3 separate regions of the Homo sapiens genome follow, and all the other regions are linked to region 1. Evidence: chromatin loops called from intact Hi-C (ENCODE). Cell type or tissue: PC-9. All regions are shown on one strand.

What was found. Peaks named below come from ENCODE experiments on the same cell type or tissue, not always from the same donor. Only the 100,000 strongest peaks of a DNase experiment are listed, where the experiment ranks them.
Region 2: a loop joins it to region 1, with 8 times the contacts of the local background. A loop is called at or near these places in 92 of 110 quality-filtered maps.
Region 3: it touches region 1 in a loop (6-fold over the local background); 3 of 110 quality-filtered maps call a loop at or near these places.

What each region holds. Positions count from the first base shown.
Region 1 is chr21:41,609,752-41,617,751 of GRCh38, forward strand. No RefSeq gene overlaps it. Among named protein-coding and RNA genes, the nearest start is that of PCSEAT, 33 kb to the left of the region's middle. RefSeq lists enhancers at 718-1,012, 2,854-3,517. In PC-9, CTCF peaks have their summits at 802 (motif pointing right), 1,007, 3,035 (motif pointing right) and 3,235 (motif pointing left); DNase peaks (open chromatin) are centred at 2,620, 3,290 and 5,970; H3K4me3 peaks cover 371 bases; H3K27ac peaks cover 3,422 bases.
Region 2 is chr21:41,782,874-41,790,873 of GRCh38, forward strand. No RefSeq gene overlaps it. Among named protein-coding and RNA genes, the nearest start is that of RIPK4, 20 kb to the left of the region's middle. In PC-9, no CTCF peak of the experiment used is centred here; DNase peaks (open chromatin) are centred at 788, 1,218 and 3,868; H3K4me3 peaks cover 1,393 bases; H3K27ac peaks cover 5,221 bases.
Region 3 is chr21:41,118,897-41,126,896 of GRCh38, forward strand. No RefSeq gene overlaps it. Among named protein-coding and RNA genes, the nearest start is that of LINC00323, 25 kb to the right of the region's middle. In PC-9, a CTCF peak has its summit at 3,098 (motif pointing right); DNase peaks (open chromatin) are centred at 1,205 and 3,125; H3K27me3 peaks cover 258 bases.

The DNA.
Region 1 (8,000 bases):
ACCTTGGCACCCTTCAAGGACCCCACACAGAAGAAAGATTTCACCTTGCCCGGCCTGGAAGACTTAAGGTGCACGTTCCCAAAGAGGCTTCTTCATGGTGTTCACATTTGGGTACCAGGCCTAGAATGGGGCCACTCTAAGAGAGGCAGTTAATTAATGTGTCTCCAGTTAAGATGGCCTGGAAGGGAGGGGGCAGGCAAGAAACAAAATTCCCATTCCTCTTCTCTCTCCACTCAGATACAGCATGTGAAACAGGTGTGGTCCATATCAGATGCAGTACACTGGGCAGGGTCTAACAGGATAAGAGTTTCACGCAGGACACGACAGCATTCATGGCCCACAAAAGCTTTGGGTTGACGACCGTTGGGGAACAAATCTCGTTAATCTTCCAGTCTCCTGCAACTGGTAGAAGCAGATCTGTGTGCTGCACTTGGTGGGCGGAAGGCTGTCGAGCCATTGAAGGAGAAGGACTGTCTTCAGGCTGTTGAGGCCCCTGTCTGGCCTCGTGCAGCATGGAGGGTGTAGTAACGGGTCCCCAAATGCCTGCCGATAGGAGGCAGTTTGTCAGGTGTTTCATATGCTAGAACAAGCTCTGCTTATTGCCTGTGCAATCGCACTTACTGCCCTAAAGACCTGGGAATAAGTTGAAGAGCCTCTTGCGATTGCAATCTAACCTTCTTTTATGGAGTAAGACATTTTCTTGAGCTGTTAAAGATTTAGGTGTACAGCCCTGTCCAGCCAACGCCGGCTGCTAGGAAGCAGGGCAGTGAGAGCAGAAAGGGGAGACATAGCACTTTCAGCCAGCAGGGGACAGTGTGGTACACGTCTACGTGTCCAGTCCCCTAGGTCCTCGGTCCCCTAGCAGATAGAAGGTCCAGACCAACCGCCACAGTTGTGTATTGAGAAAGTCTGGGGGGTGCTTGGGGAGTTTGATTGTTACTTTCTTAGAGGCGATTGTCAATGGTAGAAGGAACACAAGGACTTCAGGTGATTTAAATCCTCTGCTTTCTAAAAAGGATTGATTCCCTGTTTCATGGTCCAAATTACAGGAATGCGCTGAGAACTCCTCATGGGAGGATGTTAACAGTCTTGTGCAATATAAAGGGTCATTAGAAAGTAAAAAAGGAGGCCGGGCGCGGTGGCTCACGCCTTTAATCCCAGCACTTTGGGAGGCCGAGGCGGCTGGATCAGGAGGTCAGGAGTTCGAGACCAGTCTGGCCAACAAAGTAAACCTGGTCTCTATTAAACATACAAAAAAATTGGCTGAGTGTGCTGGTGTGCGCCTGTAATCCCAGCTACTTGGGAGGCTGAGGCTGAAGAATCACTTGAACCCGGGAGGGGGAGGTTGCGGTGAGCCGAGATCGCGCCATTGCACTGCAGCCTGGGCAACAAGAGCGAAACTCCGTCTCAAAAAGAAAAAAAGAAAGAAAAAGAAAAGAAAGTAAAAAAGGAGAGATAACAGGATGGGGGCAGTAAGCCAGGAGCAAAGAGAAAAAATGAGAATGGGGTTCATGAGTTAAGGAGGGAATTAAGGTGCATGCAATAAATTATAAATTATACAAAAGTAAGTTGTTGTAGGTGAGCCACCTCAAGAAGAAAGGTCTTAAGTGTAATTCCAGGTCGTGAGAGCTGGACAGTCCCTGTTAGCTTTGCCAGGATGGATGTCTGCTGGGACATCTCAGAAACTTCTCCGAGGCCTGTCTGTTTACTTTTGTTTATATTTGTCTAATTATCTTTGTTTAGTGAGTATTACAAAAGCATGACTTACAAGACAATGTCTTCCCTCCTCTCCCAGGGAATCCGCCCTTGCAGCGTTTGTGGGTAGCCAAGGCTCAGCTGACCACTGCAGACAGCCTCCACCTCCCATACAGAACATACTCCTGAGCAAACAGGTGCAACCACTGAAGCCCACACCACATCCAGAGAGTTGTTTAAAAAGAGAAGACTCAGAATTCTCACTCACCTTTTAGATGCCATTCTCTCAGATACAGCAGCTTCATCCCTTTCTTTCCTTCTGGGCTTCCCCTTCTGAACAGCCTCCTGTGCTGGTGTTGAAGCCCAAGGAGCGACCTCTCGAGGGTGCTCAATGGGTGTCCTTCTGCCTCAGGATTCCACTTGTGCCTTAAGTGTATACGACGGTGTGTTTTATTGCACTGTGTTTTATATCACCTTAATTTTTCAATCACATCTGGAGGCACTCTGCGTCCTGTGCAAAGGGGGTTGGGAGTCTCAGTGTAAGGCGGAAGGTGCAATGGCCACAGGCAAGATGGAGGCCCTGGGCATGGCACCTTCTCTCCAGCTTTGGCAACAAGTGCCAGTTCCTCAAGACTGTGAGGTGCAGCCCAGCAGCTGGGGCTCCATCACATCAGTTACACATGGCAGCTGGGGCTCCACCACATACATGTTATGCATGGCAGTGGGGGCTCTGCCACCACATATTATGCGTGGACTGGTCTGGTTCTCTGCATTGTGAAGATGCACCGACATGCACTCATGACCGCTCACATCAACCGGAAGGTAAGTGTCTCTCTGTGATTCCTGTTTGCTAGAAACCAGCATATCCTGAGTGCAGGACAAACACCTGGGCTCAGAACTGAAGCTTCCAGAGGAGGGAGCTCTCTCCCCCGTCTTGACTGGTGTAGCCACACCTGCCACATCTGCCTAAGAAGGAGGTCATGCAGTCTGCTGTGGACATCCAGAAACACAGATCCTGAAGACAAGGCAACGCCCCTTCTCAGGGAATAAAGGGGGCAGGCGGTAGAACTCCCGACGCCCACCTCTCATCCCATTTAGACATGTGCTCAGTATCCTTAGGTATTCCTGAGGGTGACATGAACTGTTCTCTGCCTTTGTCTGGGGCATTGCAACAATAAAAGAGGCATTTTCTTTTCTTTTCTTAGCAAAACTGGCCCCTGCCAAATGCCTTGAGTTCAGTTGTTCAAATCCCTGCCTTCCTGAAGTGCTGAAGGGGCTGAGTGTGAGCAAAGCAAGGATTGGAGGTCGAGCTCTCTAGGGCTGCGGACATTTGGGAGAATATTTGGGTGGGAAGAATGAACAGCGTCACTCAGAACTAACGGCAGGGGGCAGTGTGGCTCCACAGTCCATCACAGGGCACCCCCCCGCCCCACCGACCCCGACAGTGCCCACAGCCCCTGCCATCCAACCAGGGCTGGGCCTCAGCCTGGGGGACAGCTTCTGTGTAGTTTGGTTCAGAATGTGTCCTCATAAGAAAGGCGGCACCTCCCAGATTCCTTCCCTGCCCTCTGCCGGGAAGTCTTACTGCCAAAACACCCAGGAATGTGTGTCTGCCTCCAGCAACTTTAGCTGCAGGGGCTGGACCTGGCTTTGATGCTGCGGCAGCTGATGGGATCCTGGAGCACAGTGTGGGAAGCTGGCTCCTTAGGCCTGGGAACAAGCCCAGGCAACCGGGCTGGGACTCGCTCTGCCTGGCTGCCTCTCCTACAGCGTGCGTGAACGGGAGGCCAGGATGGCCACAGGCCCCAGGAAACGCAGATCTCATGGGAAGAGGTTGCAGTTTCAGCTTCTGGCTGTGGATGCTCCGGGCAATTTCATGCATTTCCATGAGTTCAGAGAATGGAAGCTCCCCTGGCCCCTCCCTACCACTCTTTGTAAATCAGCTCGCTCCTTCTGTTCATTCATCCGCTCATTCATCCATTCCGCACACGTGCCTTATTGAATCCCTGCTATGACCAGGCACAGGGTTAGATACTCCATGGAGACCAGACCAGTCTTAGCCTCTGCACTGATGAACTCAACCCAGAAGACACACGAAAAGATAAGCCACGGTGTGACGGGCGGACGACAGAGCCTGCGCCGAGACACGGGCACTTCAGCTTGATATGTGGAGAGTGTCGGCTGCAAACCTCCCTGGTCTCTGCCGCCAGACGCATGCCAAGATGGCCTGATTACACTGGGGAAATTTCGAATGGGCCATTGAAATGCGTGGTGTGATTGTTGCCATGGATTTTACGGTCTGGTGGCCTGTTCCGTGCTGGTCAGGCTGACGTCTGTGCTTGGCACAGCATGGTGAGAGACAGGCAGGTGTGGTTGATGCCTCTGGGAGGGAGCACATAATCCAGGAAAGGGGGCAGTAAACCAGGCGATGGGAACTGCAACGGAGCAGAGGCCACGGGAGAAGCCCCAGCGGGGAGCACACCTGAGAGGGACAGTGGGAGGAGCGAGGCCTGAAACCGGAGGAGGAGCAGCAGAGCCCCCACAGAGGACAGCGGAAAGGAGACCTGAGTGGGGAAGAGCTCGGCTCCTTCCAGTCCCCCAGGGACCCAGGTTGGGGCAGAGGGGCCATCGGGCCTGTAACCTTGCAGTGCCATCATGGCCCTGGGTAGAGTTTGGGTCTTATTCTAGGAAGCGTGGGGGCTTGGAATGTCCTGGATGCCACCTGTTTCCTGTGTGGCAGGCAGAGTGAAGACCCCACCATTCCACCAAGATGCCTCCACCCTAGCCCTATTCGCCGTGAGTGCATCATATCACATGCAGAGGGGAGTTGGGGTTGCAGGTGGAACTGGATTGGTGAACACCACCCTTAACCTAAGGAGGAGATCCTGGGGGATCCCGCAGGCCCAGAGTCCTCACAGTGTTCTTAAAAGGGAACTAGCAGCCAGAAGTGTGGCAGTGAGGACCTGATCCAACGTCATTGGCTTTGAAGAGGGAGGAAGGGCCCATGGGCCTAGAAATGAGGACAGCCCCTGGAAGCTGAGAAAGGCGAGGAACAGATTCTGCCCTGGATCCTCCAGGAGGAGCCGGCCCTAGGTCTTAGCCCAGTGAGACCCGTCACAGACTCCCGACCTCCAGCAATGCATTAAATATGCTGTTCATGCTGCTGAGTTTGTGGTCGTTTGCAGGAAGCTGATACACCCTGGCACAAACTCCTTCTCCTCATCTACACTTTAGCACAGAGCCGTTAAATAAATGCATGTGCCTATGAACAGGTGCATTCCAACAGCCCTCAGGCCCTGCGTGTGTGGGTGACGGTGGAGTGACAGGAATGCAAGACACAGAGTGGTCTGTGCAGCCTCCTCCCCCGCACTCAGTGCAGGGTGGGCAAGGGGGATGCTGGCGGGTCCACCGTGTCCAACAGGGAGCAGGCGGCATCTCTAGCCAGGCTCGGGGCCACAGTGGGGGAGTGGGGTTTCAGAGTGAGGCAGATCTGGATCTAAATCACCTTTACAGAATGGCTTTTGCCACATAAGGTCACATATTCACAAGTCCCAGAGATTAGAACAGGCACATTTTGGGGGCCATGATTCTGCTCATCCATATAGAGAACCCCCTTATTATTTTTCACAGGTAAATAGTATTTTATAGTGGGGGAGTTCTGTAAAGGTTTAGCTACTCCTCTATTAAGAATATTTGGCTTCTGGCCAGGGGCTCACATCTGTAATCCCAGCACTTTGGAAGGCTGAAGCCAGAAGATTATTTGAGGCCAGGAGTTTGAGACCAGACTGGGCAACATAGCAAGACACTGTACTTAAAAGATATTTTAAAGAATTTTTTTTAATTAGCCAAATGTGTTGGTGCGCACCTGTAGTCCCAGCTACTTGGGAGGCTAAGGTGAGAAGATTGCTTGAGTCAGTGAGTTCGAGGCTTCAGTGAGCTGTGACTCCTGCCATGGCACTCCAGCTCCAGCCTGGGCAACAGGGAAAGACCCTGTCTCAAAGAAAAGAAAAAGGAATATTTGGCTTCTTTCCAGTCTTTCACCATTATTTAAAATGCCACAAGAAATCATCTCATGCACAATATCATTTTGCACATGTGCAAACAGAGCTGGAGGGCAGATTCCCAGAAGCATAAGCGTCTGGTCAAAAGGTGGATATGCATTCATAGCTTTGCTGGAAATTGCCACTTTGCCTCCAATTTGTACTCTGCCAGCAATATGTGAAAGTATCTGTTTCCCCACTGCCTGCCTAAGGGAGTGTATGTCTCACTTTTGTGTTGTTGCCAATCCAGAAGAAGCATATTGCGTAGACTTTCATTTGAGACTCCATCTTTCTGTGTGGTTTGGCAGAAGACTGGGGGAACATTCTTATACTGGCTCTAAATGGAATGCAAGGATACTGCATTAACTTATGACTCAGTAAAGTAATTTATTTTGGGGAGCTAAAATAATCAGTTTGCTGCTTTCTCATGATTTTTAACTTGAAGCAACATGAAACTGGGAAAATAAAAATGGATAGCAAGACTTTTAGACAATGTCTGTTCAGTGATGTTTCAAACATATTTTTGGCAGGAACTAGAAATCAGTCCATGTAGCCCAAGAATGATGCCAATTCCATATTCTGTGTTGCTGATTATAAAGGAAGCAAAATGTTCCAGTAAGCAGATGCAAAAGCAGCCATCAGCTCTCAGATACAGGAGCAGATGAGCTGGAGACGTCCTCACGCGAGCACCGGCCGCTCTTCCCCATGCTGTGGGCAGCTTGCCTGTGGGAAAGGCCAAAGATTCCTTAAAAAGAGATTCAAATCTGCTCAAGTGCCAGGATAAGCATTTAATCAGGAGCCCAGCATCCTGCTCCCCAATGAGTGGGGAAGATTTTCTAGGCCTGGAAAGTTTTTAAGAGGTAATGTGCTATTCTTAGTCATAACAAATGAAAGACAACCCACATGTCCAGCCAGGCAGGATGGCCAATGGGCTGTTCAGTTGCCAGCTGCCTTCCCAGCCCTCCGGGACAGAGTCTCCTGTGATTCTGGCAGCATCCCCAGGACAGAGCCCTCAGGACCAAGGTAGAAAGCGCTTGGGCAGGGCAGTGGTCTCCCAGTCAGCAGGCAGACCTCCTGGGACCACGGGGTCAGATGTGGGGCCTGAATGACTCCTGAGTCACAGCCCTGTCCCCTCTGACATCTCCCACTCCAATGCCATGGTCTGGCCACGTGCCTTGGCTTCCCTTCCTACACTTCAGTGGTCTAAGAGGATAATTCCAAGAGCCCCTAATCTAGCTCTGGTCTGCCCCTCGTCTGAAGACTAGATTCCTCCACTCACTGCCTAATACACCTGGGCTCCATCCTGTGAATGAAGTAAGTTGTTCAGAGCTACAGTCAAAGCTGCGAGCGGGAATTCTCACAGCTCCTGGGATCTCTCACCAGTTCCAACAAACTTCCCACCTCTCCAAGTCAGACTAAGCCTGAGATGTGTAACCTTCAGCTTAGTCTGCCTTAAACCAGCATTTCCCAAGCTTACATTTAGAGATCCTCTTTTTAAAAAAATCCTGTGGACTCCTAAGTTTTTGTTAAAGTATTTTTATTTTACTGCTACTTGTATGTGTGGCAACACTAGAGGACTTACAAATATATTACGTTGATAGCTCTTTTAGTTTTTTGTTGTTTTGTTGTTTCTTTTCTTTTCTTTTCTTTTTAGAGACAGTCTTGCTTGTTGCCCAGGCTGGAGTGCAGTGGTGTGATCACAGCTCATTACAACCTCAATCACCTGGGCTCAAGTAAGCCTCCCATCTCAGCCTCCTGAGTAGCTGGGACCACAGGTGTGTGGCACATTACCCAGCCATGATAGGTCTTATGTAAATAAAAATCAAAGAGATTTATCAATGAAATTAGAATACAACACCAATACATTTCAAATTAACAATGTAAGCTTAATTTGATGGATTATGCTATTTTGTTAAAACTGAGTCACCAATGCTGGGTTCACATTTTTAAAATACCCATATTTGTGTTCTATATTTTACTTATAGATTTAGTCCTTTTGATTTTGAGAATAATGACCCTCTTTTGAGTGATGGTTGTTATTATTTCTCTTTTTTAACAAAGAGCTCAGTTTATCCTCTAATCTATTACTTTGATGATCCCGAGAATATGAGTCCACTCAAAAATATAATAAAAATTAACTTGTAGTAAGAAAATCTACACTGTATTTTTTTTCACTAGCCTTATTGTTAATGAGTTGCCGTGGTTTCTAGGAAGAGAGGCAGAATTTACATATGTCGCCTGTCCCTGTAGGAGAGTGGTTCCCCC
Region 2 (8,000 bases), 170 kb after region 1:
GTAATGTAACCTTTACGTTAGATTCAAACATGCCTTTATGACTGCTCATCTGATTTGTAATTTAAAGCTTAAGCAAAGTATGGCATTATTTAAATGCTCATTTTTAATTTGTTGAAAGAAAAGTCAATATTTATCATGAAGACTGCGGCTCAAGCCTAAGACCTATCTAGTGGGAAGCAGGACCAGAGCAAAGGTCTGACTGTACGTGAACATTTTAAATTTTTTTTTTTGTTTTTTTTTTTTTTGAGACAGAGTCTCACTCTGTTGCCCAGGCTGGAGTGCAGTGCTGTGGTGCGATCTTGGCTCATTGCAACCTCCACCCCCTGGATTCAAGCAATTCTCCTGCCTCAGCCTCCCTGGTAACTGGGATTACAGGCATGTGCCACCACGCCCGGCTAATTGTTTTGTATTTTTAGTACAGACGGTGTTTCACCATGTTGGCCAGGCTGGCCTCGAACTCCTGACCTCAGGTGATCTGCCCACCTCGGCCTCCCAAAGTGCTGGGATTACAGGCGTGAGCCACTGCACCTGGCCAAAATTTTAATTTTTTAAATAAAATGTTATCCTTAGACTGCCTTTCCTCCTCTGTTTACTCTTCTTTACACTGTGTGTGTACATGCACTGGTTCACATGTGTGCATGTGTGAGCATGCACTGCGCTCATGGGTGTGTGTTGAAGGCCGAAAGAACGAGGGTCGTGACCAGCTCAGCACACCGCTGGAGGCTGTATGAGCAAACAGCAAACTGTTCTCATGAATGCAGGTTGTTGGCAAACTGACAAACCGCCACCAGAAGGAACCCTGAGGGCAGTCACGCCCCAGGCGCAGTGTTTCTTGTGATTATCTACAGCCACATCTGAAGCCTGTTGTATAAAGAAAGCAATTATGTGAACCTGTCATAAATCAAGCAGCTGACCAATCGTTACCTTTTGCTCCCTGTTGATTCTGCCTAGTAAATACGAAGGGCTTTAGAGGCTCAGGGCCCTTGCTCACTAGAAGCAAGGAGCCCCCGACCCCTTCTTTAAAACAGATCTTTTTGTCTTTGTCTTCATTTCTGCGTTCATCCCCCTTCGTTCAGTCCTGTAGTAACCGTCATAGGTGTGCATGCACAAGTATGTGTGTGTGTGTATGCACATGAGACTGAACCTGAGAAGCTCCACACTCAGCTACATCAGGGGCAGCCCAAGACCTGCGGAACTTTCCAGCATGACTCACGTCTCCCCGTCCTGCCCCTATCTTCCAGAACACTGCCAGCCAGATGTATCTTATGTAACGCCATCCCTCATGCAGAGGACCTGCAGGTTCTACACACTGGCATTTGGGGGCCCCTTGGGAAAGTGACCAGTGAGGCTGAGAGGTCCACAAGCCCTACCCATACCCCAAGAACCTTCAGGCTTGCAGAGATTTGAGGAAACCTCCAGTACAAGAGGTAGGAAACAAACAGAAAAGAAACAGACAGTTCAGAGATTGGTGGCAGAGGGAGAGCTTCAAATCTTCAGAGAAGATGTGTCACCCATGAAACTAGAACACAGTGAGTAGGGGACAAGGAGGACCAGATAACCAGAAAGAACGCTTAGAAATTAAAACATGAAGGCCAAGACTAAACATTAAAGAGTCAAGAAGATCGTCCAGAAATTACCACAAAAGGGGCCGGGCAGGGTGGCTCCTGCCTGTAATCCCAGCACTTTCGGAGGCTGAAGCAGGTGGATCACCTGAGGTCAGGAGTCCGAGACCAGCCTGGCCAACACAGTGAAAACCCAACTCTACTAAAAAAAAAAAAAAAAATGCAAAAAAATTAGCCAGACCTGGTGGCGGGCGCCTGTAATCCCAGCTACTCGGGAGGCTGAGGCGGGAGAATCACTTGAACCTGGGAGGCGGAGGTTGCAGTGAGCCGAGATCGTGCCATTGCACTCCCGCCTGGGCAACAAAAGCGAAACTCTGTCTCAAAAACAAAACACACAAACAAAAACAAACAAAAAAACAAGAGAAAAAAGAAAAGAAAAACGAAATTCCCACAGCACTACATCTGCAGTAGGCACTGAAAGCCTCCTGTCCTGGGAGACTCCCCTCCTGCCTCCTGGACAGTCCCACTCTGCCTTTGTCTCCCTTCTCTCCTCTTAGAATTCCCACTAGCCGGATGCCTCTGCCAACTGAAGCTACTATGAACATTGTGTGTAAGTCTTTTGTGGATATATGTTTTCATTTATCTTAGGTATTAGGTTGGTGCAAAAGTAATTGTGTTTTTTGCTGCAAATTTCTGAGTTAAGCCTACTGAGCCGAGATCGCACCACTGCACTCCAGCCTGGGCAACAGAGCGAGACTCTGCCTCAAAAAAAAAAAAAAAAAAAAAAAAGAAGAAGAAAGCACAGAATTCTCACCCACACTCTCTGCTCCTGCATCCCCGCCAGATCTGTATTGGTGTGGTGCATTCATTACAGCTGATGAACCAAAACGGATCATTATTATTAACTAATTATTTAAAATTAACATTTAGGGCTGGGCGCAGTGGCTCACACCTGTAATCCCAGCACTTTGAGAACCCGAGGTGGGCGGATCACTTGAGGTCAGGAGTTTGAGATGAGCCTGGCTAACATGGTGAAACCCCGTCTCTACAAAAAACACAAAAATTAGCCAGGCGTGGTGGCACATGAGACTACAAGTCCCAGCTACTCGAAAGGCTGAGGCAGGAAAATCGCTTGAACCCAGAAGGTGGAGTTTGCAGTGAGCCGAGATTGCGCCATTGCACTCCAGCCTGGGCGACAGTGTGAGACTCCATCTCAAAATAAAAAAAGAGACTCCATCTCAAAAAAAAAAAAAAAAGAAAAGAAAAGAAAAGAAAAAGTCATGGAAAGCAGCTCAGGTGCTTCTTTGTTTTATCACTCCCAGGAAAGTGAGGCTTTTTAAAAGGTCCTACTCTCAGTGATGTTCCACAAACTTTATCATCAAAGACAGACAACACTCAATACACTCTAGAAAATCTCCATGTGCTTAAAGTCAGGTGTAATTGAAGTTAAATGGGGGCCAGTCGCAGTGGCTCACACCTATAATCCCAGCACTTTGGGAGGCCAAGGTGGGAGGATTGCTTGAGCCTAAGAATTCAAGACCAGCCCGGGCAACATAGTGAGACTCTGTCTCTACAAAAAAAAAAAAAAATTAGCTGGCATGATGGTTCATGCCTGTAGTCTCAGCTACTTGGGAAGCTGAGGTGGGAGGATGGCTCGAACCCGTGAGGTCGAGGCTGCAGTGAGCCATGATCACACCACTGCACTCCAGTCTGGGCCACAGAGGGAAATCCTGTCTCAAAAAAAAAAAAAAAAAAAAAAAAAAAAAGAAAGAAAGAAAAGAAAAGAAAAAGAAATGGTAAATTTCAGAGACTCTTCAAGGAGAATATGTCAAATAGTACTTAAAGCTGTTAAGGCTTCCAACCAATTCTTGAAGTCCTTGAAGGTTCGTAGGAAAGTCAAAGAGGGGAGAAATTGCCTGGAGAAAACGGTTAACGACGCAGGGCTGGATGAGGAGTTAGTCTGTGGATTGAAGAAGTGAAAGGTTATTAGACATAAGGCTATCATTACCTCTACTTGATCTTTAGAAGAACAGAACGGGAGGAAATATCCTAAAGAATCCAACACAAGGAAGTTTGTGGACAGGAATGCTGTTGGATGATTGCGTGAAGTTGGGAAATCTCTCCAACTTGTTTCATTAATAAGAAAATAAATCATGTCTGGGGTAGTTTAGCCATGTTCTTGCTCTTGGCTTGAAACAATGGTTGTCAAGTTGCTGCCGGGGGCTATAAAACTTGATTTGGTCCCGAGTTGAGGAAAAGGACGCTCGGCTCAGCTGTGAGTCACTGGAGCCTGGAGCCACTTGTCCACCCATCAGAAGTTCTCACAGCAATTTGCACGGAAAACCAAAGCTGAGGTTAAGCCTCGTCGAGTCAGAAGTCTGACTCTGGCTGGTGAATAACCAGTTAAAATATTTCAGCTTTGACGCCACCTGAAGGCAGGTGTGGGTTGGGGGTGGCTAATTACATCCAGAGTGGGACAAAGTTCCCCGGGCAGCTGTGTTTGCAGCCGTGACAGCAAACATCGCAAACAGCAGTCAGGAGCCAGGAAAGCGATTGAGCGTTTTGCTGTTACCTTTTAAATTAAAAAAAAAAAAAAATGAGCTGGGCGCAGTGGCTCATGCCTGTAATCCCAGCACTTTGGGAGGCCAAGGCGGCTGGATCACCTGAGGTCGGGAGTTCGAGACCAGCCTGACCAACATGGAGAAACCCCATCTCTACTAAAAATACAAAATTAGCTGGGCGTGGTGGTGGGCACCTGTAATCGCAGCTATCCGGGAGGCTAAGGCAGGAGAGTCACTTGAACCCGGGAGGTGGAGGTTGCAGTGAGCCGAGATCGCACCATTGCACTCCAGCCTGGGCAAAAAGAGCAAAACTCCATCTTGAAACACACACACACACACACACACACACACACACACACACACACACACAAATAGGTCCCTGGTTTTAAAAACAAAAGTCTCTGCACTGTTTGGTGACACATTTGCTTGCTGGTTGTTTTGGGAATGTTCCACTGAATCTTGGAGGGATGCTCTTCATTAGGGCCCATGCATTTCCGCCTAGTGTGCGCCATCCACGTTCTCATTGTTCTTCTCCTTAAAAGAATTATTCGGCCTGAGTAAGGGCCTAGCAGCCTCTCACAATTCCCAATTTCTCCCAAAGTACTGACAGTGATCCAAAAACAAAGAAAAGAACCCCAGTTCCACAAACATCAAATTAAAGATTCATTCAGACAATATTTTGTAATGATATTTTACTGAGGCCAGGTGTGGTGGTGTATGCCTGTCATCTCAGCGTTTTGGGAGGCTGAAGCGGGCAGATCGCTTGAGTCCTGGGGTTAGAGACCAGTCTGGGCAACATGGTGAAACCCTGTCTCAACAAAGATATACCAAAAAAAGAAATTACCTGGGCATGGTGGTGCACACCTGTAGTCCCAGCTACTCGGGAATCTGAGGTAAGAGAATCACCCAAACCCAGGAAGTTGAGGCTGCAGTGAGCCGTGATCGCACCACTGCACTCCAGTCTGAGTGACATAAGTCAGACTCTCCCTCAAAAAACTAATAGTAATGAATGATTCAGTTTTACTGACAATGAATTCTTTTTATTGAGAAACCTAAATCATCTAATAATGAGATAACAATTATTTCAGGGGGTGACTGAGCCGATGTTAGTAGAATGACTGAGTATAGCACATCGGGCTATTCCTCTTATCCTAAATTGATGAGCTGGATATTTGAATAGAATTCTTTTCAATTTTATATTTTTACTGATGCTTTCAAGACCCATATAGTAACTGAAAATCTAGGAACACATTTTAGCTCTGTTTCTAAAGCTCTGGACACTAAACAAATCAGTGTCCAATCTACCAAGTGGAGAACCACCTGCAGTAAAAAGATCTTAGCTTGGGAGACTAAGATACGAAGATACTTAGAGCATGTGACATGGGTATTTTTTTCACTGTGGTATTTACTGGGAGTTTCCACTGTTTTTTAATTTTATCTATCAAGCCTCTCTAATAGACTGTCCCAAGCTGGGCACCAGAAGGTTATATAGGAATGGTTGGGATGTATGGGGACAGTCCAGGGAATATGATTGTTTAAAACCAAATAAGGCACAGTAATACACCGCTAGCTTCTATATTTAAATGCCAACATGTACCCAGGGGGCATCAGAATGTACTACAATTTTAGACATGAGATTTACATAATGATGTCAGATAAATGCCTTTTTCATTTGCTATTTCCATTATGTAATCATCGAGCATAATAAAGATCACTTGTCATAAAGAACCATTTTCTACTGGACAGTTACATTCCATTAATCATTAAGGTAGCATGGAGAATTAAAAGGCTTGAATAATCATGTTTTACCATTTGCTGAAAAGGGACAACAAATATAACTTAATGAACAAAGTTGAAGAATTCATTAGTGATCTTATTAATAAGAGTGAATCATTGGAGATGAGGATTTTCGAGGCTCATGAAGACTTGAAAATTTCAAGTGATAATTCAAACTGGATAGAACACTTTCAGCTATTGGTTTGAAGCTTCAAAGCTTTGATGGCTAAGGAAGTATGTCTTCCAACAACACCTAGACCCAGAAAAAACATGGTTAACAGTAAAAGATGTTGGGAGCCTTTTCTCCCCATGGTTCATCCGAACTGGGCAAATTCTTTCTCTTATCTCTCCAAATTATGATCTTAATTGTTAAATTTTTCTCTTAGAATACAGCATGAATAATTTGTACAACCCGTACTACACAATACTAGTTACATGGAAAATACAAACCACATTTTAAATGATTTAACATTGGTTATAAGGCAGTTCCACAATTATTCCCCAGAAACCTATACACTGATCTTCAATTCTGTAATCTGACTCCTGGGCATTTATTCCAGAGAAATGAAAACTCATGTACACAAAAATATTCACACAAATATTCATAGCAACTTTGATTCAGAATAGCTGCAAACTGGAAACAACCCAAAATTGTCCTTCAATGGGCTACTGCCTAAATAAACCATAGTGTACCCGCATAATGGTCTCAGCAATGAAAAGGAATGAACTGTTGACACACCCAGCAACTTGGGAGCATCTCCAGGGTGGAGATGCTGAGTGGAAAATCACAAGGTCAGAAGATTGAGACCACCCTGGCCAACATGGTGAAACCCAGTCTCTACTAAAAAAATACAAAATTAGACGGGCATGGTGGCGCACACCTGTAATCCCAGCTACTCAGGAGGCTGAGGCAGGAGAATCGCTTGAACCCGGGAGGTGGAGGTTGCAGTGAGCTGAGATTGAGCCACTGCACTCCAGCCTGGGTGACAGAGGGAGACTCTGTCTCAAAAACAAACACAAAAGAAAAAAAGGAAAAACCAATCTCAAAAAGTGATACATTTGGTATCTTGACGTGGGGCAGATAAACAGACCAACACAATGATACACCAGCATTGTATAGAATCTAATACACACACAAACACACACACAGGGTATAAATGAAATCTGAATAAGACCAGTGGATTATATCAAAGTCAAATCTAACTGTGATCTAGTACAATAGTTTTTCAAACTGTTACCGCTGGGGGAAACCAGACAAAGTATAAGAGATCTCTCTGAATGATTTTCGATAACTGTATGTGAATCTACTATCTCAGTAAAAGTTGGTTTTATGTGATCTGCTATCTCAATAAAAGTTTCCATTAAAAAATCATGGTTTTGGGAGGCCAAGGTGGACGGATCACCTGAGGTCAGAAGTTCGAGACCAGGCTAGCCAACATGGTGAGACCCAGTCTCTCCTGAAAATACACAAATCAGCCGGTGTGGTGGCACGCACTTGTAATCCTAGCTACTCGGGAGGCTGAGGCAGGAGAATCGCTTGAAGCTGGGAGGTGGAGGTTGCAGTGAGCCAGCATTGTGCCACTGCACTCCAGCTTGGGCAATGGAGTGAGACTGTCTCAGAAAAAAAAAAAAAAAAAAAAGCATGGTTAACATGTAAAGAATAATACCTTGATAGACAAATATACCATATTTTTTAAAGTTATAGAATGTATGATTCCATTTTATATAACATTCTTGAAATGACAAAATTATAGAGGTAGAGAGCAGATGGTGATTGCCTGAGGCTAGGGAATGGGGGAGGGATTGGGGAGGGTAGGGAATGGGGAGGGATCAGGGAGGCTAGGGAATGGGGGAGGGATGGGGAGGGGAGGGAATGGGGGAGGGATTGGGGAGGGTAGGGAATTGGGGAGGGATCAGGGAGGCTAGGGAATGGGGGAGGGTAGGGAATGGGGGAGGGATCAGGGAGGGTAGGGAATCGGGGAGGGATGGGGGAGGCTAGGGAATGGGGAGGGATCAGGGAGGCTAGGGAATGGGGGAGGGATGGGGGAGGGGAGGGAATGGGGAGGGATGGGGAGACTAGAGAATTGGGGAGGGATGGGGA
Region 3 (8,000 bases), 490 kb before region 1:
TAGCCCTCTCCTTACCTACATTCTGGGAAATGGTGGAAAGCCAGGGGAGGCTTTTGAGGGGAGGCGTGTTGCAATGTGCTCGGGACTTAGCCAAATCTGAGTAGAGAGGCACATTCAGTGAGAGCTCCAACCTGTCAGAAATGGCCATCTGTGTTTGCAAAAGGTTCTTCAGATGCTCGAATAATGAGGGAAGTAACCCATGCATGCTCCACTCACTGGGGTGGGGTTTGTTTATTGTTGTTTCTCAACAACAATAAACCACGTGACAGGTGTGAGGATCCTGCAGCATTTATTTCCGCCTGTAGTTCCTTCCCTTTCTAGTGCCTAGCTCCTCAGCTCTGCAAAACTTCTGGCTGGGAGGATTTTCAAAGCCACAGCCTTTTCCCAGCAGAGAAGTCACTCCATGCTCAGACCATGTTAGAAAACAAAACAGCACTGGCCAGAAGTCACCCAGATAGAAACGGTGCCCCCAGAGAGCCTTGAGGTCACACTAATGAAGTGTCAGCCTTAGAGGATATATATGCATGTTCCTCCTGCCTTCTTCTTTCTAATGAAGCTGGCATCCAGACCTCAAAGCCTCAGGACACGTCCTTCCTATCTTATCTTTATGGCCGTGGTAAAATATACATAACATAAAATTTACCATCTTAACCATTTTTAAGTGCACAGTTCATTGGCATTGAGTTCATTCACTTTGTTGTATCAACCATCATCACCTTTCACCTCCAGAACTTTGCATCTTCCCAAACTGTACTCTGTCTTCATTAAACACTAACTCCCCATGTTCCTCCTCCGCAGCCTCTGGAAGCCACCATTCTACTTTTTGTCTTTATGAATCAGACTATTCTAGGGACCTCATAGAAGTGGACTCATTCAGCATTTGTCCTTTCCCTTCTGGCACACTTCACAGAGCATACTGTCTTCAAGGTTCATCCATGTTATGCCCTGTGTCAGGAAGTCTTCCTTTTCATGGCTGAATAATATTCCATTGCATATAATACATTTGTTTATGCCTTTATCCATTCCTATTTATTTTTGTGTCAACAAGAAAGTCCAAAGAAAACAAAAAAATAAATAAAATGAGATAATTTGATCACACATACATAAGAAGAAAAAAATGGGATTGTTCTGCCCTATTTCATACCATCCTTGAGCATTCATGGAAGAGTAAGTCCCCGGCACTGACTCACACATCTCCATTCCATCTGCCTGTGGCTAATGCCAAGAGCATCATAGTAAAAACAAACAAACAAAAATTACCTTTTGTTTCCTGATACTCTGGGAATTAAATAACACATGAAAGTCTGTTCTCCACTAATAGGTGAGTGCAGAACAGCCCATCAGCTCCAGCTTTCCCTGTGATGGCTGTCTGAGAAGTGGTAATTGATTAGAGACTTGATAGGGAAGAAGAGACAGAGCTTTAAATCATGGGGCTTTTCTTAGGACAAATGTACCTTAATAGAGACTTTTGGCAGTGGAGCAAAAGGACATGGGTTACCTCCAGGACTGAGGTCCCCACAGGAAGGCAGAAAATGAAGGTGATAGAGAAACTCAGTGAAGGGCTGGGTGCAGTGCCTCACTCCTGTAATCCCAGCACTTTGGGAGGCCGAGGCAGGAGGATCACTTAAGCCCAGGAGTTCCAAACCAACCTGGGCAACATGGCGAAACCCCGTCTCTACTAAAAAAATATAAAAATTAGCCGGGCATGGTGGTGCATGCCTGTAGTCCCAGCTACTCGGGAGGCTGAGGTGGGAGAATCACCTGAGCCCAGGAAGTTGAGGCTGCAGTGAGCTATGATCACACCACTGCACTCCAGCCTGGGCAATAGGGCGAGACCCTGTCTCAAAAAAAAAAAAAGAAACTAAATGATCTCTGAGGAGCATGCGGGGAGAAGGGATGTGGACTAAAGGGTGTGCTCCACTTCTTGCTCTGGAACTTTGAAAGATGAGCAGGCCTGGCACTTGAGGCACAAACGAATTTTCACCCAGAAAATCTAAGAATCCATAAGGAAATAGAGCAACCCAGTTCACTAAGTTTTAAAAAAATGCATATCACAATAAAATATAAATATATTGGATGTATCTATAACGGATTCAATTATCAACTCATACACATAATTTTCTTATCTGTAAGGTAGGAAGAGTTGATAGATTTAAAATCTTTGGAATTGTAGGGATGCATTTGAGAATTTCATGCCAAGCTCCTGCTCTTGCAAAGACCCTCCTTCAGGTCTTCACACAGCCAGTCCCTTCCTGAGGCTCAGCTTCAGCTTCAAGGTCGCCCCTCAGAGGGCACCTCATGGCCGGCCCAGGATCTCTACCCCCCTCCCCCGCACCACCCGCATTCTGTTATATGCAATACAGTGTCCTGATCATTTCCTGATATTTTCTTGTATATTTGGTTATTTATCTAACTTCTCCCCCCAGAATATGAGCCTCATGAGCTCAAGGAGCTTCAAAGGAGCCTGCCCACCTTTATCACTTACCCCCCAGCACATGGAACAATGCACTCAGTAGGCACTCAGTGAATATTGAACAGTTAAGGAATTTTCCTGAAGGGCCGCGTATCCAAAGCAGATGGATGATTTCTTGATTTCTTTCTTTCTTTTTTTTTTCCTTTCTTTGAGGCAGTCTCACTCTGTCGCCAAGCTGGAGTGCAGTGGTGCAATCTCACCTCACTGCAACCTCTGCTTCCTGGGTTCAAGCGATTCTCCTGCCTCAGCCTCCCAAGTAGCTGGGACTACAGGCATGCGCCACCACCCCCAGCTAATTTTTGTATTTTTAGTAGAGACGGGGTTTCACCATGTTGGCCAGGATGGTCTCGATCTCTTGACCTCATGATCCACCCTCCTCGGCCTCCCAAAGTGCTAGGATTGTAGGAGTGAGCCACCGCGCCAGGCCCAGACGGGTGATTTCTTCAGTGACTTCCTTGGCAATGCTTTCTGTAACGAGGCGGAGTGTGCAGTGGACTTGAGTGTCAGTCTCCATGTACTGCCTCTCAGCAATGCCCACATCCTTCTGAACATGCTCTGTGATAAGCCACGGAATTGTTCTCAGTATTTCTCTCCTTCAAAGTGCGAGGCGAAGCTTTCCCAGTAGAGGGCGCTGGAGGGACACGCAGGAGAACAAGGCCGTCTGTTACTTCCAGCCGGACATAGGTGTGAGGACCACAGTGGCTCTGATATCTCAGCCTGGTGACATCCTGGCCTCAGCCCTCTCGACAGGGAAACCAAGCACCTGCGCAGCCCCCTGTGCTCTGCAGGGCCACAAGCCCCCCAACACCGCAGGGCCTGTGCTCATGAAGGTGCCCCGGTGGCTCCAGACCCGCCTTGTCGTGGCCAAGCCGGGGCACCTCCTGCCTCCCCTGGCTGACCACACCCTCTCCAGAAGGTCTGGAGACATTCCCAGCCCCTCCTTCCTTGGGCATCTCCCTGAGCCCTAGGACAGTGGTCCCCAGCCTTTTTGGCACCAAGGACCAATTTTGTGGAAGGCAATTTTTCCACAGACCCAGGGTTGGGGAGATGGTTTCAGGATGGTTCAAGCACCTTACGTTTATTGTGCACTTTATTTTTATTAAATAAAAATACATTGTAATATATAATGAAATATTTATTGTAATTGTAATATACGTTGTAATATAAAATGAAATAGTTATACAACTCACCATCATATAGAACCAGTGGGAGCCCTGAGCTTGTTTTCCTGCAAGTAGATGGTCCCATCTGGGGGAGATGGGAGACAGTAACAGATCATCAGGCATTAGATTCTCGTAAGGAGCGTGCAACCTAGATCCCTCGCATGCCCAGGTCACAATAGGGTTCTCACTCCTGTGAGATTTTAATGCCGCTGATCTGACAGGAAGTGGAGCTCTGGCAGTAATGCGAATGATGGGGAGCGGCTGTGAATACAGATGAAGCTTCGCTTGCTCACCTGCAGCTCACCTGCCGCTGTGCAGCCCAGTTCCTAACAGGCCACAGACTGATGCTGGTCCATGGCCAGGGGGTTGGGGACCACTGCCCTAGGGTACCCTATTGCATTTCCTTATGTCTTGTAGTTATTCTTTTATTGTGGTTAGTAGTTCTTTATATGAAACTTCCCCTGTTTTACCGACCCTTTGACCTCTCTCTCCTCACTGAGTTCTAACTGCTGCAACACGACCACTGTCTCCTTCTAACCACTGCAGCCCTGCCCTGAAGCATGTCAGCTGGAGAGAGAAAATTAGGGGACTGGTTTTCAGGACAAACGTTAATCAGCTAAACTTGCCAGTGTCTCTTTCTGTAAAATATGGTGGGGAAGGTGAAGATAACCTGCATGTAAAGATGAACTAGCAGCACTAGTTGCCAACCCTTATGGAGGGATGACCACCTACCAGACCCTCTTCTAAGCACCTCACCATATTAACTAATTTAATCCATGAAACAGTTAAGCCAAGTAGGTTACTAGTCTCAGCTCCGTCTTACAGATGATGAAACGAAGATGCAGAGAGATTGTGTAGTAAGGCCAAGGCCACCCAGACTACAGCAGAACTCGGACTGGAACCCAAGCTGGCTGAGTCAAGAACCCAAGCTCTTTATCCTTCACATAACAATTTAAACAAGTGCACACAAAACTGGAGACACCTTCTTTTAAAACTACCTTAAAATTAAGAGATATGCGTTAAACACATCAACCTGATTGCCAACGGAAAAGGGGAGAATGGGAGTGGGAGATGAGGGCAAAAAGAAATGACAAATTAATGAACGAATAAACAAAAATAAGAATGGGGACTTGCAAACGTGTGCATAGCTGTGATGCAGGGAGTGACGAGTGCAGCTAAGCCAGCCTCTGTGTGGGGCAGGTGGACAGGTGCATGGGGTTCCTAATGGCAGTGACAATGACAGTGTCCTCTGCATCAGAAGGACACAGGGACACAAAACCCCGATCAGATGTGGCAGGAAGGATTCTGGCCCTGATGAAGAGTCACTGAACCTGCTTGAGAACAACTCTCTGCTGGCTCCGTAGATTTACAAAAACAGAACTGCAAGAAGGTAAGCTCTATAAGGGCAGGGCATTTTGTTCAGTGTCTAGAACACAGCCTCAGATGCTCAATTTTTGCTGAATAAATGTGCAAATGGATGGACTAGGGGTCAGTGTCTCCCTGGGAGGTCACAGGCTACGTGAAAAAGCTGAGAGCTTGTAGCCAGGAGCATTCTCTAAACCCAGAGTGGAGGCAGAGGTCGAAATGGATGAAGGCAAAATACAATCCAGCCAACCGTCTACAGCAAGTCTCCTGCTTTTTTTCCGATTTAGAATGTAAAACTTTTAAAGAGCACATGTATTATCAATCATATTTTTACATTAAATCTGGGGATAAGCCCCCATTGGGTGTCCAAATAAGCTCTTTCCCACTTATCTTTTTACCCCTTGGAGGGGGCAGGGTACCTGAATTTTAATACTAAATTAAAGCAAGGAACTGATTTTAAATGTTAACAAGAAATTAGCATAAATCAAGCAAAGATGTTATCTTAGAAATAGTTCTGTTTGCTTTTCACTCTAGTCAGAAATAGGTCTTAGAACCTGCCCGGCATCTGGTTGCTAGAGCAAGCACTAAATTGATATGTGCCCCCACAAGGATGCCCTTAATAAAATTTTTAGAGAGACATTTAAAAGTTGAGCACACAGGAGTACTAAAATTGCCATCCACAATCCAAGCACATGACACGTTTTCTAAAGCTAGTGCTTCTTCTAGCACTAATTTTGTCTGTGTGACTTAACCAAGAAAAACTCCACACTCTCCCTTCTTTCTCTCCTATTTTCAGTTACGCCAGAAAAGATCAACTTGCAGCATGCCAGAAGGTCTTCCCTAGCTTTTCCAAGCAGCAGTTTGAATCTTATATAGAACATTCCATAACCACGGAACATTTGGTTCGCGACGCCAATTTCTTGAGGATGAGGAGAAACACAACTGCCTCTGCCAAGGTACCACCCTCTAGAGTCAGTAAGCCAATACTTACCACTTCATTTTAAAACCCATGCAGTGCTCACAGATGTGATTATATAATTACGATCAAATGGCAACCTGTGTGTGAGTCCTGAATCACTTGTCCTGGAATGGATAGGGCTATTTATAATCACAGCGAGGCTGGGGAACAGAGTAACTGCGGACAAAGGCAACTAATTTCTAGCCCAGAGGCTGAGGCCGAAAGGAAGCCTCATGATGGGGCGGCTGCCAGTTGTGAGCAGAACAGTTCACACCGGCCAGTGGCCACCGGTGAGTGACCTCGCAGAGCTGCAGCTTGAGAGCAATGGACAAGCCTTCCCAGGGAATTGTGAGGGAGCGGCTCTTAGCAATAAACCACCAGCTAGCCCTGGCACAGAGAGGTGAGGCTGAAAAGAGCCCTAAGGCATCTTTTCTTGTATTCACTTGCTGGGTTCAGTATTTTGGCTCCTTACAAAAGCACAGATTCCAAACGAGGAGTTTTGGAGGGGGCAGAGGCTCAGTGATAGGAATAAAATAGTTATTTTCATATTCACAGAGCTGAGTTTTATTTCCAAGGAGGGAAAATTGGGAACTAAAGCAGGCAAGCAGTTTATTCCCCAGAAGGATTACTGCAAGGACTTACCTGCATTCAGTGGCCAGTTGAGCACGCGGGCCAAGCTGGGCTACAGTAAAGCAACGTCAGCAGAGGCGTCTATCATATAGAATGCATTGGACAATGGTTTCCATTACAATTAACAGAGTTAATTACTCTAGAATTTCTGCTTTAAAGATCTCTGACTTTCGGCCAGGCGTGGTGGCTCACACCTGTAATCCCAGCACTTTGGGAGGCCGAGGCGGACTGATCACCTGAGGTCGAGAGTTTGAGACCAGCCTGACTAACATGGAGAAACCCCGTCTCTACAAAAATACAAAATTAGCCAGGTGTGGTGGTGCATGCCTGTAATCCCAGCTACTCAGAAGGCTAAGGCAGGAGAATTGCTTGAACCCAGGAGGCGGAGGTTGCAGTAAGCCGAGATCACGCCATTGCACTCCAGCCTGGGTAAGAAGAGCAAAACTCCGTCTCAAAAAAAAAAATCTCTGACTTTCTGACTCCACGGAATGGAGCTAATATTTGAAAGACAGATGTTGGAGAAGAATTATCTTAGCAGACATGAGGAAAGACCTGACTCTCCTGTCAACGTAATGAGCTCATAAATACCTCCACCCCTTCACCGTGTGTCAAGAGAATGAGACGGCTCCTTCCAGACCCTGTGCCCAACTAATATTGACACTCCAGATCCCTTCCTCGCCTTTTTTTTTTTTTTTGGTTATGATATTCAGCTTTTTTTTTTAACCTTTTATTTTTTTTAATTGACAAATAATAACTGTACATGTTCATGGGGGTACATAGTGATGTTTCTGGTTTTTTGGGTTTTTTTTTTGAGACAGAATCTCACTCTGTCGCCCAGGCTGGAGTGTAGTGACGCGATCTTGTCTCACTGCAGTCTCCGCCTCCCAGGTTCAAGTGATTCTCCTGCCTCAGCCTCCTGAGTAGCTGAGATTACAGGCACCCACCACCATGCCCGGCTAATTTTTGTATTTTTAGTAGAGACAGGGTTTCACCACATTGGCCAGGCTGGTCTTGAACTCCTGACCTCAAGTGATCTGCCTGCCTTGGCCTCCCAAAGTGCTGGGATTACAGGCGTGAGCCACCACACCCGGCATGATATTTCAGTATGTAAAAGGTACAGTGATCAGATCAGGGTAATTAGCGTAACCATCATCTCAAATATGTATCATTTATTTGTGTTGGGAACATTCAATGTCTTCCTTCTAGCTATTTGAAACTGTATTATTGTGAACTAGAGTCATCCTACAGTCCTGTAGAATACTAGAAAGTATTCCTCTCCTCTAGCTGTAATTTTGTAACCTTCCACAAATCTCTCCCTCCCCCTCCCTTCCCCCTACCCTTCTCAGCCTCTAGCATCCTCTGTCCTACTTTTTACTTCTATGAGATCAACTGCTTTTTTGCTTAAAGGGTT